Linked DNA regions of Homo sapiens: region 2 is linked to region 1. A link is a loop called in an ENCODE intact Hi-C map of the cell type or tissue named here. Cell type or tissue: Caco-2. All regions are shown on one strand.

Region 1 (5,000 bases):
ATGTTATGCCATAATAATGTTTGAAATGAGTTTTGGGTTTGTTGGTTTGTTTGTGAAAATATTTTAAAACTTTTCAGTGATCTTCACCTTTTACAGTAGAATGATTTGGCCAGAAAACAGTTTTGTGTTAATAAATTAAAATTGCTTTTGAAATAGAAAGCTGCCCTATTTCCCTTGGCTAGGATAATCACAGCATTCTCGAAGGCTGTGAAGGATCTGTGACCTATCCTTTTTAGTCCAAATACAGTAATAATATGGACACATCCTATAGCACAGCCCTGCTGGATTTGGCCACAGAGTTCTGTAGGGCATTAGTAAGTAGTAGACGAACATAATCTTATTTATGTTTCAATCAAAATCATTTAATACTGCAAAAGTTATTAAAAAATAATTAAGTTACTAAGACCAACATGTAGCTGGAACATAGAATAAGAGGTCAGTGTGAGTTGATTCCATAAGCTGAGAAAAGTCAGTAGTGAATTCCTAACACTGGCATGTTTTTCCTCTTGCTTAAATTCCTGGGTTGTAAGGACAAATTATGTTGAGGTATGGCATATTTTCTGCCGAAATGGAGAAAATTGTTGACTGTAATTATGTTATTTAATTGAAATTATAAGTGGTTGAGGCCACTCAGTTAAAAGCATCTTTTCTAATATGGGGGTAATGTTTTTAAATGAGTGGTCATGGATTGGTGACATTTGAAAGGCAGGCATTTGGGATATATTTTTGGAAAACTCGAATTATTTTCCTTAAATGATTAGTGAACTAGAGAATATAGTTAAGTAGCGTTTTTTTTTTTTTTTTTTTTTTTTTGGCTTATTCTCTTTAACTAGATATGCTTGAATGTATTATGTGTGAGTATATATGCACATATATATATGTGTGTGTATATATTTTTATATGTACACTTTATATGCATATATCAAACAGATCTTTGTAGGTACAGAGTCACAAGTATCAACTTACAATGTGACAAAGCAGAGAAACGAGACGTATATCTGACAATTGTGACTAAACAAACCGATTGTTTAAAATTCGTTGAATGTTAAAGATTGAAATGCAACCCATAGTAGAACTCCAGGGATGGGTATACTACAAGTTCTTTTTGGAGTAGCTGGAGATACAACAATAGCACTCCCCCCCGCCCCACGAGTGAGTTCTTAATTACTAATGAATACAATTCATTTTAATTGTTATTATAGCAACATAACATTTAACTGACTCCTGTTTAGTGGTGTCCCCTGGAATAGGCAGTGTCTCCTGTCAGAGTGAGGACAGGTAGAAGGCACAGCGGGCGTCTGATTGAGCCAGTTATTCATTTGCTGAGTGTTTGTGTTTATGCAAAGGGGCCTCTTCCTGCATATTTAATCTAGAGTAAGGCAGTGGCTTTTGTTGTGTTTAGCCCACATACCTTCAGTCCTTCCTCACACTGCCGCCAGCCTGGGAGCCCTGAGAGCCAGCAGGCTTCCAAGCGCCTGTAGTTTCTCCCTTACAAACTCTCAACTTTCTTCCGTTGTGTGAAAATTGCCTCTCCCGCCCCAAAGCTTTGCCTCCTCACCATGAACGGGTAAGTGTGTGCGAAGCCAAGGCTGACACTTTTGTTTCATTTTACTAATGTTGAGAGGGTACTTTGCTGCCCTTCTGAGCGCCTCCTGAAAGCAGTCCTGGTTCCTGGGCCGTTGTCAGCTTCTGGCTGCATTGAAATAGACAAGTACAGGTGCCTCTTAGGAAATGTGGCTGAATTTTGGACTCGCAGAGAAAGGCTCGTGAGGACTAGGGGGAATTAAAAAGAAAAGAGAGAGAGAGAGCAGCTTTATTATTCTTTGTCCTAACAAATCCTGTTTTGTAACTATCCTGCAGATAATGCTGCCATTGTTTGCTAAAAGCCTTCAAACAGTGTCTAAGACTGAACTGTAAGAAAACAGAAACTCTGCCGCTGTATTGTCTATACCCGGGCCAGGGTCCTCCCCGAAGGTCTGTGCCGGAATAGGAAAGGTTTTCTTCTGTGGAAATCGAATCGTCTCTTCATTGATATTAATAGCACACTAGAGATGTTGGCCATGATGCTCAGAGAGGCGGTCGGGAGGGAAGGAAATCTGATCTTGCTGGGGGGAAAATGACAGCCTCTTGGCCCCACGGTGGAGGAGACATCATCCAGGCTCAGTGTGCATAATGGCATCCTGGCTTAACTGTTTGCTCTAGGAATTTTAATCTTGAGCTGTTTGTTTTACTATCTGGGGTCTTGCTATTTTTTGTTCCCGTACTGTCTTTAGAAAGCACCATATTCAGGGGCTAATCCAGTCTTTTTTTAAAGTGAATTTTTAAAAACAGACTCAGAGAAATTCATGTAGTGTACACTTAGATCATTCTGGGGTATGATGGGGGTATTCTGCTTTCTTTTTGAGGGTAGAGTGTTATTTCAAAAATAAGTTGCCACAATTAACAAGGGTGAACCATCCAAGGAAGATATGTCCTGTGTGAAGATATTTCAGGGTGTGGGAATTATGTCCAGGCTCTAAAAGAAGGAGTTTTCATGACCGGTTAACTGTTGCCTCTGTTTGAGTAACTCTTTTCAACAGAAGAGTGTGCTGTTCCCCCGCCGGTTGGAAACTGTGAGAATTTAAATAAAATTTCATCAACCTTATTAAAATATGTAGGGACTTGTGTCTTCTTGGGTACAAATCAGTCTAGAGACTTAGAAGCATTTATTAACAGTGAGGCTGCTGAAGGTTTTTAATAACAAAATTACAAATACTCTATCTAATTGTAAGTATATGACTTTTATACTTGGTTTTTAAGGGGAAAAATACTTTTTTTTGAGGCAAAGTAACTCCGTCAGAGCACCTTCTGTGATTAGTGCTATTGTATTCTTAAATTTTGATTGATAGAGATAATAGTTTTCACTTAAAAATACAGACAGGTACTTTAACTTTCCATGACAATAGCTATTTGCATTTCTTTTATCTTTTTGTTTAACATTTGTGGGGGTTGGGATGGATTTGATTATTAACTCTTATTGCACACTAAAGGTGAATCTAAAACAAAGGCTTTGTTAGAGCTTCGAAGGGAAAACAGCAAATATTGTTTTTAGGTTTCAACATTTAAAGGCTGTTAAAGGATACCCATAAAATATTTTCACATGACCACGGCCAGGGTTTTCCTTTTCTGTAAGGCAGGAGAGAGTCATTTTTCCAAATGAGATGGGCCGATGTGGAGTGAGTGGGGGGCTGCCAGCCTGAAGTAATTTCATGGGCAAGCATCGACTGGGGTTTACTGCACCACGTGGCTTAATGTATAATATTTTAGGTTTTTGCCCTACTAGAATGGACTCCAAAGTTAGGTACTATGATCTGATGAGGGCCCCAGAGGATGAGGAGAAAGGAAGTAAAATGTTACTTGCAGGGATAGGAGAGAGATTTGAAGAATGGTGGATTCAAAGTCGCACATTTCTTTGATAGAGACAAGTAAAAGAAGTGTAGTGTTTGTGAAGCTGCAAGCCTGGGTAGCGTCCAAGTTTGCCTCTGGTCTCAGAGACCCCGGCTGCACAGCAGCTTCTTCCTTCCTTTTCTTTCTTGTTTCCTTGCTTTATTCTTTTCCTTTCTTTTTCCCCTCTGTTTTTCTCTATTTTTTCCTTTCTCCCCTTTTTCCGTTTTTATTTTCTTCTTTTCTTTCTTCATTCCCCACCTTCCCCACTTTTTTTTCTTTTCTTTTTTGAAATCTTACTCAGTATTTGAAGTCTTAAGGGCATAGAACAAACTTTGAGATTGATTTTGGAGTAGATTTTCTTCACTATAGAAAATAAAGTGACTCTTGTCTTATATTTTTCAATAGTCAAATATATGTTGATGTCCTTATATTTTCTAAGAAGTCATTGAAAAACAAGATATTAAAGCCCACAGAAGATAAGATTCCCTATTTAAAGAGGCAGCAAACTCTTGGAAATTGGCCTATTTGGACCAGTTTTTGCAAATGAGTACAGGCCATTTGATTGGAGGATTTGGGGGTATGGGAAGTTTGAACCATGTTCCTTCCTCAGTTTCCTAGTAAGAAAGTGTCCTCTAGCCATAGACCTACTGAACTGCCCCCCATCACCACCCAGGGGCTTGCTTTGCTCATCTTTGCATCTTTATTAAGACTGGTACACAATAGGTTCTCAGCCAGTATTGGGTAGGCTGAAGATTGAGATGAACTATGTTGGGCATACTTCAGAGTTGCTTTTGCACAATTATATAAAATGAAATATAATGCAGAAATCTTAATGCAGATAATTTATTTTAGCTGTCAAGAAAGGGAAGGGGGAAATACTATAAATGGGGAAAAAAAGAGCTGATACTCTTCATTTTCAGTTTTGTGAAATGAGATTGCACCTCCACATTTACCTGCAACTCAGTTCCAAGTAGGACATACTAGTGGACACCGTGTATTATATGTCACACAGATTAAATTAAGGGCAAAATATATCCATAGAAAGTATGATATTGAAATACTGCAATAATCTGAGGGTTCTTTAGAATAACAGTCCTAATTAGGGAGGAGGGGTGGTTGGGGAGGTAGAGAAAGAGGAATGTACATTTAGTGTCTCACCCTAGAGTTCGCAGTAGAAATTTGGTGTCCTGGACATGGTTTTTGTGGTCACTGTGTAACTTCAGGTAAATGATACTGTTGCAATCAATAGTGAAGAGGCCATGGAACAATTCTGGTGTTCACAGGATCTTAACTGTTACAGAGAATGACATAAAGGAAAATAAGTAATTTCTGTTTACCATATCCTTGGCTCACTTTTAAAACCTAAAACCAGTAGGAAACTTAAAAAAGAAAGAGAAAAAGAAAAAAAAACGCAATTCGTATGGAGACAGCATTTTTTAAAAGAAGACAAGTGGGCTGGAGGGGAATGTATTTCTTTTATCTTTATCTTTTTTTTTTTTTTTTTTACATAAAAGCTTTGCATAATCATTTAATTTTAGTTTTGGTGCTTGTGCTGCCAGTAAGCATACAGGTAA
Region 2 (5,000 bases), 51 kb after region 1:
TAATCCCAGCACTTTGGGAGGCCGAGGCAGGTGAATCATGAGGTTAAGCGGTTGAGACCATCCTGGCCAACATGGTGAATCCCCATCTCTACTAAAAATAAAAAAATTAGCTGGGTGTGATAGTGGGCACCTGTAGTCCCAGCTACTCGGGAGGCTGCGGCAGGAGAATGGTGTGAACCCGAGAGGTGGAGCTTGCAGTAAGCCAAGATGGCACCACTGCACTCCAGCCTGGGCAACAGAGTGAGACTCCGTCTCAAAAAAAAGAAAAGAAAACAGAAAATTGAAGTGAGAATGGATTCTGGATGCCCCGCCCCCACCACCAAATTCAACAAACCCCTGCTGTCCCTGAGCTCTACAGGAATAGTGGAGTTGATTGGAGAGAGGCGCAGTTTCCTCTCTGGAGTCCCATCTTTTGTGACTTTCAACCTCCTTTCTGAGCAGGCTATTGACTCTGTCTTTGACGATGTGAGGAAACCTTCCAGCTTTGCATCACAGCAAGTTTGATGAGCCTGCCTTTACCTTGGATGTCTTCATCTGGTATTTACGTCATTGGGAAAGATGTAATGACATACCAAGACCTGTAGCTTAGCTTGCTGCTGAAGACCTTCGTCCAACTAGTCCTAATAAAACCCAAGCTCTAAAAACTCATCATCAAATAATAAAAGAGAAATAGAGTAAATGCACAATTCATGAGATTAATATAGACCAGGAAGACAGTCTTTTTTTCCCTAATAATCTTTACTTTTATATCCTACTTTATAGGGGTGCTGTTTAATTTCATGTTCATTTACTTTAATTACTTCTTGCATGTAGTTTGTGGGGAAGTTTGCCATTTTCCAACGTCTAAAAGATGGCTTACTTGAGTTTCGTTTCAGACCCTTTTAAAATTAATATATAATAAAACATAATATGTGTATTTGTCATTTTTCATCTCCAAGGATTACTCATCATAATCGAATCAATTTTTCCAGGGAGATTTTATCAGACTTACAAGTCAAATTAGTTGAATGCATTTCTTTTGCTAATAAACAGAGAACCTTTACCCTGGAAGCATCTCCCCACTGAATTCCAATAATTTAGTGTTTCCTTGCCTTAAGAGCTCAACCAGTAAATGACCTAGGCATCAAAAGAAATTTATTAGCCTAAAAGAAGATTGTTAAGATGGGAGAACTTAAGAGTATGAAAGCGAGGAAACATAATAAAATCAAAATGTAAATATTGAATACATATATGTTAGGTATTTTTTTAAAACTTCATTTTAGAGGGTTAGGCTTAACTCTCCCCCACCCCAAGCAAAACATTTCGGGGTACAGATTTTTCTGTCTCTATAGTTGCATTTACTTCTATGTTGCACATGGGGACAGTGTAAGGCTAACGGGCTATTATATTCTGACCTAAACAATTCCTGTGTTTCTAATTTAGAAGATAATTGCAGTCAAGGTAGGACAAGACCATTTTGGATGGTGGCTAGTCTGATTGCTGCCTCTGTCTTGAGTTGCCTTATGATCTATAGGTCCGAGGTTAATTGTGGGAAGATTTTGGCCATGAAACTACAGCAAGCCTTTACAGGAATGGAAAAAGGGTGTAGTTTCTTTCAAGTGCATTTATTAGGGTAGGTGTGATCACCGACTCACTGCTTGGCGTTAAGTGGGCCCATTGGTTATTGCTGTGAGGTGGTTCTAAATCCTCCTTTTAAAAAGCTCCGTTCAAGTTGCTGTGACCTTCTCATGCTGCTTGCTCCCAAGTATTTCAAATGTTGCAATGCTGGGCATTTTGTCAAGCTCATAACTGAAATGCTTTCTCCATATAAGATATGGAGTTTGACCCTATAGTAGAGATATGAATGTGGATTTGCTTTTACCCTGTAGATAAGATCAGCTACAGTGAAAGACACAGGTAAATAGAATGCTTAGGCAGAAACTGTTGGAATCCAGTGTACATGTGAAAAGAGTGAAATTTTTCAGGGCTAACAGTAAAGCCCTCTTCAGTGTGTAACTGGAATTCACCTTCTCTAGTATTTTTGCACAAGATTGAGAATAAAAATGGTTGTGATTGATGAAGCATTCAGTGTATATCTAACTGTAAGTCGGACTAGAGGGACTTTTAAATCACCCAAATGAAAGATTGTATTATCATGAACATTAATATGTAACAGTTAAGTGTGTCATAGCTTATCATAAGTCCTGGCATTCGCAGAGCTCTTTGAGGCCAGCCAACCAATAAGGAAAAACTTTTTAGCAAATGCCGGTCCACAATACCTCCATGAGTGAGGTCAGCCCAGTAGTCATGACTCTTAATAGGTTATTTATTTTTGTGTGCCCAACCTACCTACCTGTACATTCTAGTCACACTTTGCGGGGGCCTTGAAGATGTACTCTGAATTTTCTCCTCCCAATATTCTTACAGGGAAGACAAAAGCAGGTTGAAACCAAGGGGAAAATTTTACTTCTGGTGAGACTAGGAAGTTAGGGGGGAGGAAAATACCCAGAGTAACTTATTAAGGCATGGAGGTTGGATTAGTTAAATGTTTAGAAATTTTAAAATTTCTTATAGATTTGTTACCATTTATGTGGTTGACAGATTATTAACTGTTCACCCCTAGAAAACCAATTCAGGAAGGTAGAAACTTCTGTTTTTTATCTTTTGCAAAGTAATGTCTTTTCCTCCAAATTTGTAAGGTGTACATGTTCATAGCAGAAAATTTGAACTATAAGGCAAAATATTTTTAAAATCGTAACTACCTCTGTTCTTAATACCCAGAGAAACTTAGTAACTGGAAGGGCTATCCTTACATGTATAACATTTTTTTAAATGTTAGTGCTACATATATTTAATTAATTACATTTTTAACGGGTACATACTTTTTTCATTTGGCGTATTTATTATGTGGTCATATGTCCATTGAAGCTTTCTTTGTCTTTGTATCTACCATAACACCAAGTCCAGTACCATTTTAGTGGGATGAGCTTATTAATATTTTTTAAAATTACAATAGGTACATCTTATCAGAGTTAAATCTTCGAGTTATTTGTGGAAGGGAGAGAGAAGAGAAAAGGAGTAAATATTTACTGAGAACCTAGCACATGCTGAGTACTGGGTTACATACTTCATAGTAATATTGCACTTTATTATCATTAAATACTGATGATGATGATGATGGTAGCTAAGTATCATTGTGTACTTGCTGTGTAAAAGATCAGAACTTGGACATGTATCATTTCATTTAATTCTCACCACAACTCACTAAAGTTAAACACGTCTATTATTTCCATATTAAAGATGGAAAACCTGAGGTTCAGAGAGGTTAAGCTAATTACTCAAGATCACACAGCCAAAAATTATGAAGCCAAGTTGCCGGATGGTTCTTTATCTACCCTAAGATACATGCCCAGCTGTCCACACCAGTGCATTTGCTGCATCTATCCAACACACCAACCTGCCTTTTAATGTTTCTAAGTGACTTCTGTTTAACATGGGCCCCCTTTTAGCAACTTCCCTTGAAGGATTTTTTTGACCTTTTAATTTTTCTTTTGGTGTTAAAATTGGGGGATGGAGGCACTATATGCATCAGGCCATGCCCCACTTGGCCCAGTACCTGGAAACAGATAGCCATGAAGCGACACCCTTGCCTGCTCATGGTGTCAGCTGCATTGTGGATGCTGCTGTCACCTCTGTCTCAGGCAGCATCTGGGGCCATTGCAGGACTAGCCTATGAATCCTTCCTTTGGTTTCTGTTGCAAACTGAGGCACAGCTGTAATGACTGTGTGTAACCTATGCCCTGAGCCCAGGTGTCTGCTGTTACATGTTAGAGTAAGAAAGGTTTATCACTCGGTTGGCATTGACCATGTTTTGCAGTTGAGGCCACATGTGTAACCATTTCCCTACTGTGGGACCAGGTTTTCTGTAACAGCTGTTGGCCTAGGACATTTTGTTTCACTTCCATCCACTTCTGTTTCTTTATCTCAAACACTGGGAAAATCATAGTACCTGTCAAGTAAGGGTGTCAGAAGACTGGGTGACGTAAGTAAACCACTTCAGTAAAAGCCTTGCATGAAGTTGGCACTCAGGGGGCCTGAGGCATTGTTGTTGTTCTTCAGGGATACTCTAAGGACTAAGAATTGTTTTCTTAGTGACAAGTTCTCAGAGAACCAATTTAGATACTGGGAGATTGGTAATTACACTTTTTATTAGCTCCACTCTCTCAAGGAAGTGACTTTTCTTTCGTCTTTCTTGGAATTTGGGATATATCAATTAGCATGTGTTCATGGAACACCTCACTACTCCACAGTGGCTAAAAACATGAGGAAATTCATTATTTACTTGCCCAGAAGTTTGAAGATAGGCAGTGCCAGGATTGGTTTGGCATCTTAATAATGTCTGAGTGTGGGGTTAGGGAAGCTCTTTGATTCCTTCAACTTTTCCCTCTGGGCCACAAGATGGCTGCTGAAGCACCAGGCATCACTTTCCTACATGGTTGCATTTAAAGGCACAAAGTAAGGAAAAGGACAGAGCGGTGAGAGAGAGAGAAAGAGATCTCTTAGTGTCCTCTTATCAAGAAGAAAAAAAGTCATTTTCCCCTTATATCTTTTCAGTCATCTTCCCCTTATATCTTTTGGCCAGAACTAAATTAGATCACCATCCCTAACTGCAGAGAAAGCTGGGAAGGGGGAGCATCTCATTTTTTCAGCTTGGGGAGTAGGAGGTGGGAGAAAAGGGAGGGAGAAGAGAAAGAACGAGTTGGGATTGGCTGTTGGGTTGCCATCCGGTAGTGTGTGCCATATGGATAACACTTCATACTTGACCAGTGGAGGTTAACCTAAAGTCTACGTTGAGCCTACAAAGGAGATACATATACAATTATTCAGAATGACAGTGTACTTTTGGATTCTCATATCATTGCTAAAGCTAAAATTTCTTGGTATCAAGACAGTGTGGGTAACTCCAACGCACTTTGTTGACTTTGTTCATCATCAGGCTTTATCCCATCTTAAGCTCTCTA

What was found. A loop is a pair of places that touch in the nucleus more often than their neighbours do. Peaks named below come from ENCODE experiments on the same cell type or tissue, not always from the same donor. Only the 100,000 strongest peaks of a DNase experiment are listed, where the experiment ranks them.
Region 2: a loop joins it to region 1, with 3 times the contacts of the local background. A loop is called at or near these places in 12 of 110 quality-filtered maps.

Annotation. Positions count from the first base shown.
Region 1 is chr3:71,302,445-71,307,444 of GRCh38, reverse strand. All of the region lies in intron 4 of FOXP1 (forkhead box P1), which reads left to right. It overlaps FOXP1-AS1 (FOXP1 antisense RNA 1), which reads right to left. Exons shown (of 5, transcript NR_126463.1): 4 at 4,585-4,717; 5 at 1,591-1,773. Among named protein-coding and RNA genes, the nearest start is that of FOXP1-AS1, 15 kb to the right of the region's middle. RefSeq lists an enhancer at 992-1,647. In Caco-2, no CTCF peak of the experiment used is centred here; a DNase peak (open chromatin) is centred at 2,090; H3K4me3 peaks cover 2,417 bases.
Region 2 is chr3:71,251,657-71,256,656 of GRCh38, reverse strand. The region is part of intron 5 of FOXP1 (forkhead box P1); the gene reads left to right. Among named protein-coding and RNA genes, the nearest start is that of FOXP1-AS1, 36 kb to the left of the region's middle. In Caco-2, no CTCF peak of the experiment used is centred here; DNase peaks (open chromatin) are centred at 476, 1,656 and 2,256.